Regions from separate parts of the Homo sapiens genome. Here region 1 is linked to region 2. Evidence: read pairs that join two places in POLR2A ChIA-PET (ENCODE). Cell type or tissue: GM12878. All regions are shown on one strand. Links, peaks and the distances in the headings refer to the core of each region. The heading gives the core; the rest is flanking DNA. Region 1 overlaps RIC1 (RIC1 partner of RAB6A GEF complex). Region 2 overlaps INCR1 (interferon stimulated noncoding RNA 1).

The links. Peaks named below come from ENCODE experiments on the same cell type or tissue, not always from the same donor. Only the 100,000 strongest peaks of a DNase experiment are listed, where the experiment ranks them.
Region 1: POLR2A ChIA-PET joins it to region 2 with 6 read pairs; 2 of 35 experiments call an interaction of 5 or more read pairs at or near these places.

What each region holds. Positions count from the first base shown.
Region 1 is chr9:5,753,588-5,756,506 of GRCh38, forward strand. It overlaps RIC1 (RIC1 partner of RAB6A GEF complex), which reads left to right. Exons shown (of 26, transcript NM_020829.4): 14 at 1-59; 15 at 1,254-1,343; 16 at 2,625-2,785. Among named protein-coding and RNA genes, the nearest start is that of ERMP1, 78 kb to the right of the region's middle. In GM12878, for the core only: no CTCF peak of the experiment used is centred there; no DNase peak of the experiment used is centred there.
Region 2 is chr9:5,492,312-5,495,230 of GRCh38, forward strand. All of the region lies in intron 2 of INCR1 (interferon stimulated noncoding RNA 1), which reads right to left. Among named protein-coding and RNA genes, the nearest start is that of PDCD1LG2, 17 kb to the right of the region's middle. RefSeq lists enhancers at 1,150-1,239, 1,450-1,699, 1,730-1,789. In GM12878, for the core only: no CTCF peak of the experiment used is centred there; DNase peaks (open chromatin) are centred at 1,440 and 2,040; H3K4me3 peaks cover 439 bases; H3K27ac peaks cover 2,101 bases.

The sequences.
Region 1 (2,919 bases), core at 177-2,676, 260 kb after region 2:
GTTTTGCACATTACTCTTTACTCACCAAAAAATGGAAACTTTTTGGAAACATTACCCAGGTTAGTCTTTTTTGAGATTAAAAACCTATTTCTCAAAGTATAAGAGAACTACAATATGAAATAGCTATAAAGTTTATCACTAAGTAATTTTGGTTACTTATTAAAAATAAGGAAAATCAGATATAAAAAAGTGATATTGAATAATATGTAAGATTTGATTCTGATAAAATACTTGATATTTGATAAAGGATCTTGTGTTGAAATAGTTGGTTTATTTTTAATTCTTTTTAAGATCGGTAACTATAATTCCTTAGCCTGAGGATTTATTCTTACATTCCAGCTTGAGTTTATCTGATGTGATCAGAATAGATTTCCACAGAATTTGAGATCATTCCATGCCTATTCTGTGTGTGATGTATATGGGATAGTGAGTGTGCGTGTGTGTATGTGTATGTGTGTGTACATATACGCATGCAGTTGGAAGAGAAGGAAATCAGTACTTATTAGGTGCCTATTGTGTGTTAGGCATTTTAAGGCACTTTCATATATGTTATCTTACTCATCTGCACAGCAACCCAGTGAAGGCACTACTGTTACTGATCTTTTGATGTAAACACACACACACACACAAACTAGGATTCAGTTACTCATCTGATAAGTGATTAAGCCAGAATTTACACTAAGCCCTAATGGGTGTTAGAATGATGATGCTATATAGCACCCAGTTATTTTTAATGGTATACTTGCCTTCTTAAAGAAATATTTATTTTTATAAATAGGATATGGATCATTATTAATAAAGGCTCTAGAGTTATCATTGGAGAGAGGGGGAGTAAGAGCAGAAATAATTTGATCTTTGGCTGGGCGTGTGGTGGCTCACGCCTGTAATCCCAGCACTTTGGGAGGCCGAAGCAGGCGGATCACTTGAGGCTGGGAGTCCAAGACCAGCCTGGCCAACATGACGAAACCCCGTCCCTACAAAATATACAAAATTAGCTAGGTGTGTTGGAGCATGCTTGTAATCCCAGCTACTTGGGAGGCGGCTGAGACATGAGAATTCCTTGAACCCAGGAGGCGGAGGTTGCAGGGAGCTGAGATCGAGCCACTGCACTCCAGCATGGGTGACAGAGTGAGACTGTCTCAAAAAATAATAATAATTTGAGCTTTGTCTGGGTAAGAATTTTTATAAATATATTACTTTGTTATAATTTCTGGTAGCATAAGGTAAATTTTTTAAAAAATTTTTATTTTAAGGAGCAAAATATGATCGTGACAGGTGGCTTAGCCTGGTGGAATGATTTTATGGTCCTTGCGTGTTATAACATAAATGACCGTCAAGAAGAGGTAAGTTTTTTCTCTCAGAAATAACAGATTTTTATATTTTAAAGCTATTAAGCATGAATTAATTTTATATAGAAAATAGTCGATTGAAAACTGAACAAAACATTTTATTTTTTAATCAAGAATGTAGCTTCTTTTAGGTAGTGGGATTTTCTTTTCAGGTTATTACTTTAAAAAATTATTAAGTGACAATTGAGACTTTTAAGATAACCTTTTCTAAGGATTTTAGCTGTCGGACATTCCCTATGGAGTTTGAAAATAAAGAGTTAAAAGCAAAAAATTTCATGATATAAGAATGGCTGTCCTCAGAGATAGATTTATTTAGTTACTGATTTACAGTAACCCCTCCTTAATTATGGGGGATACATTCCAAGACCATCAGTGGATGCCTGAAACTGTTAATAGTACTGAACCCTATATAGCACTATCTTTTTTCCTATACATACATACCTATGATAAAGTTTAATTTGTAAGAGATTAATAATGACTAATAATAAAACAATTATGACAGTATATTGTAATAAAAGTTGTATGAATGTGGTCTCTCAGAATATCTTAGTATACTGTACTCACCTATTTTCAGACCATGGTTGACTGTAGATAACTGAAACTGTGAAGAGCAAAGCCATGGATAAGAGAGACTACTGTATCTGGTTTTTTGTTTTGAGAAACAGCTGGTCTTATTATGTATCAGGTCTAAATCTGCAGGTCTAGGCCAGGTGCAGTGGCTCATGCCTGTAATCCAAGCACTTTGGGAGGCTAAGGCGGGTGGATCACCTGAGGTCAGGAGTTCAAGACCAGCCAGGCCAACATGGTGAAACCCCATCTCTATTAAAAATGCAAAAATTATCCAGGTATGGTGGCACACCCCTGTAATCCCAGCTACTTGGGAAGCTGAGGTGGCAGAATTGCTTGAACCCGGAAGGCGGAGGGTGCAGTGAGCCGAGATCATGCCACTGCACTCCAGCCTGGGCAACAGAGTGAGACCCCGTCTTTAAATAAATAAATAAATAAATAAATAAATAAAGCAGGTCTAAAAGGAATATTTTATAATAGTACATTCAGTTTTGATCACTTCATTTTTTGCTTACTCATAGAATGAGCCTAGTCTGCAAAAATATGTAAACATAATCCATTTACTGTTAAAGCTTAGATAGTTCTTTTAACTCCTGTTACTAAAAAAAAAAAAAAAAGTCGGAAGTTAAAAACAGCATGTTTAAAGTATTTGGTCATCCCTAGTAGTTATCTTGTTTTTATAATTTTCTTCATTTTTGTTTTCTTCAGCTTAGAGTATACTTGCGAACATCAAATCTGGACAATGCCTTTGCTCATGTCACCAAAGCACAAGCAGAAACATTACTGCTTAGTGTCTTCCAGGACATGGTAATAGTATTTAGAGCAGACTGTTCAATATGCCTTTACAGTATTGAAAGAAAATCTGATGGGTAAGTATCTGGCATATGAGAAGTCACTTTTTGCTCCTATTTACCACGTTTCTCTTTTGTAGTTTTTGTTTTCTCAAAACAGTTATTCCACTTTTATATTCAATCTTGTTTTTGTTAGAGGTAAAAAAAGCAAG
Region 2 (2,919 bases), core at 200-2,699:
GACAATATCTGATGCACCTCTGCATTCCCACTACCTGGAACATAAAGTCGTTCAATAAATAAACATCCTCTGTTGAATGAATAACTGGAAAGTACAGCCATGTGGCCTTATGATTCCAGAGTAACAAGTAGGAAAAGCAACACTTGCATATTAATTTCTTTATTTTTTGTTTCTGTTTTCTACCTTATCTGGCACAGAGTTCAGAGTAGGTACAGTCATTAAAGAAGTCACTGATTTTTAACATGCCACTTAAGCAAAAGGAGCAAGAAGGCCCTATTTATGTTGATCAACTAATTCAAGAAATTCTGGGCTTTTGTTTTTTCTTTTCTTTTTTCTTTTTCTTTTTCTTTTTTTTTTTTTTTTTTTTTGAGACAGGGTTTCACTCCTGTTGCCCAGGCTGGAGTGCAATGGTGCGATCTTGGCTCACTGCAGCCTACCAGGCTCAAGAAATTCTCCTGCCTCAGCCTGCCGAGTAGCTGGGGCTACAGGCACATGCCACTGCACCCAGCTAATTTTTGTATTTTTTGTAGAGATAGGGTTTCACCATGCTGCCCAGGCTGGTCTTGAATTCCTGAGCTCAAATGATCTACCCACCTTGGCCATCCAAAGTGCTGGGATTACAGGTGTGAGCCACCACACCCAGCCAAATTCTAGGCTTTCTATGTAAATTATAAAATGTAATTTACAAAACTCTGTTCAGACATTTTATCACCAAGGCAGAGAGTGGTCAAATCACAGAGCTAGTAAGGAGTAGAACCAAATCCAGCTTCTCTGCCCTTGGTGTCAACTGCTTTTTCTACTTTCCACATAGCTCCACCCCTCCAGCCAGTCACAATGGTTTCTAAAAGTGGACCTGCCTTTGCAGTTATTCATTCAACAGAGGATGTTTATTTATTGAGCAACTTTATGTTTCAGGTAGTGGGAATGCAGAGGTGCACCAGATATTGTCTCTGCTTCCAGGGTCTCCTGTCCAGTGAGGAGAACAACAAGTGAGCAGAATTATCCCTCAAGGTGGTCTTTCTAAGCAGAGACCTGCCTTAATTCTGTTGCCTTAGGTGAGATCAACTTACTTCTGCATGCTTCCATTTCTCCTCCCCCTTGGTAGATTGAGAATCATGGTATCAGCTCTTCTTAGTGAAAGAAAATCTAAGAAACATAGACAGGTGTCCACATCTTGAAGTAGCTGAAGTTTGTCTTTGGGTTCTCAGCTTCCTTTTCTCCCTCTTGCTTACTTCCCTTCAAGGATTGCTGCCATCAGTGTCATCAAACCCAGGGATTCCCTAATGCTAATCCACCAATTAGAGCACGGCTGGTTACTACAGAACCACTGATGAGTTTCAAAAAATGCAGACTTCTGGACCCCACCCTTGGAGATTTTGAATCAGGAGGTCTTAGGTAGTGCCCAGGCACCTCTATGTTTCAGGTTCCCCAGGGGATTCTAACCTGCAGCCATATTGGGGAACCACTGACCTAACACGAAAACATGAGTCAGCTGTCTCAACTGTATTGAAAGTGATGAATCATCATTTCACTTTAAAAAGAAAAAAATATGAGCTGAAACCAAAGTCATTGTGAGAACCTTTCATTTCCTTTACCTGAGTTTGAATTCAGGTTTCCTTTACTTGAGTTTGAGTTTAGAAGTCTTCTATACTTGGTCCAAGCATTTTTACGGAGATTCCCAAGGTCTTAAGGCAAACAGACTTAAGACCTGTCCTCAGTTTAGTCCTGGGAACATGCTGTAACCCTGATCAGCCCTGGCTAGGGGGACCCTGGGAAACTGGCTGGCTCTGGAGATCCTTCAGGCCAGAGTTGCTGGGAACCACACCGGGTTCATCTTACACCATGCCTAGGTGCTGGGGTCCAATAGTCTTGTCTCCTCTGGCTTCCCAGAGCCAGAACTAGGAAGACGAGAAGGCTTTGGGATATGGCTGGCTTCCAGAGACTGAATCAGCAACTCATATTCTCAAGACCGAGGTGGGTAGGCCTGACACAGAAGGGTCAGGAGGCTGCTAGAATCTATGACAGGGCAGGAACAGCGCTGAGGCAGCAGAAACTGAGAAAGCAGAAGTCACCAGAAAGAGAAAAGAAGTTCAAAGTAGAGGGAAAGACTGAGGAAATAAGCAGGGTGAGTCGAACAGATGAGATGTGCAGAGAGAAGCAGATATGAGCTGAGGGAGAGAGACTCAATGAACCACGAGAGGTGGGCAAAGAAAGCAGCCAGTCCTGAGGTTACCTTGTTTCTGACAGTTTGGGTCCTGCCCATCCTTTCTTTTTTTTTTTTTTTTTTAAGTGATTGATTGTTGGTTGTTTTTTTTTATTATTATTATACTTTAAGCTCTAGGGTACATGTGCACAACGTGCAGGTTTGTTACATATGTATACATGTGCCATATTGGTGTGCTGCACCCATTAACTCATCATTAAACATTAGGTATATCTCCTCATGCTATCCCTCCCCCCTGTCCCCACCCCACAACAGGCCCCAGTGTGTGATGTTCCCCTTCATGTGTCCATGTGTTCTCATTGTTCAGTTCCCACCTATGAGCGAGAACATGCAGTGTTTGGTTTTTTGTCCTTGCAATAGTTTGCTGAGAATTATGGTTTCCAGCTTCATCCATGTCCCTACAAAGGACATGCACTCATCCTTTTTTATGGCTGCATAGTAGTCCATGGTGTATATGTGCCACATTTTCTTAATCTAGTCTATCATTGTTGGACATTTGGGTTGGTTCCAAGTCTTTGCTATTGTAAATAGTGCCATGATAAACGTACGTGTGCATGTGTCTTTATAGTAGCAAGATTTATAATCCTTTGGGTATATACCCAGTAATGGGATGGCTGGGTCAAATGGTATTTCTAGTTCTAGATCCTTAAGGAATAACCACACTGCCTTCCACAATGCTTGAACTAGTTTACAGT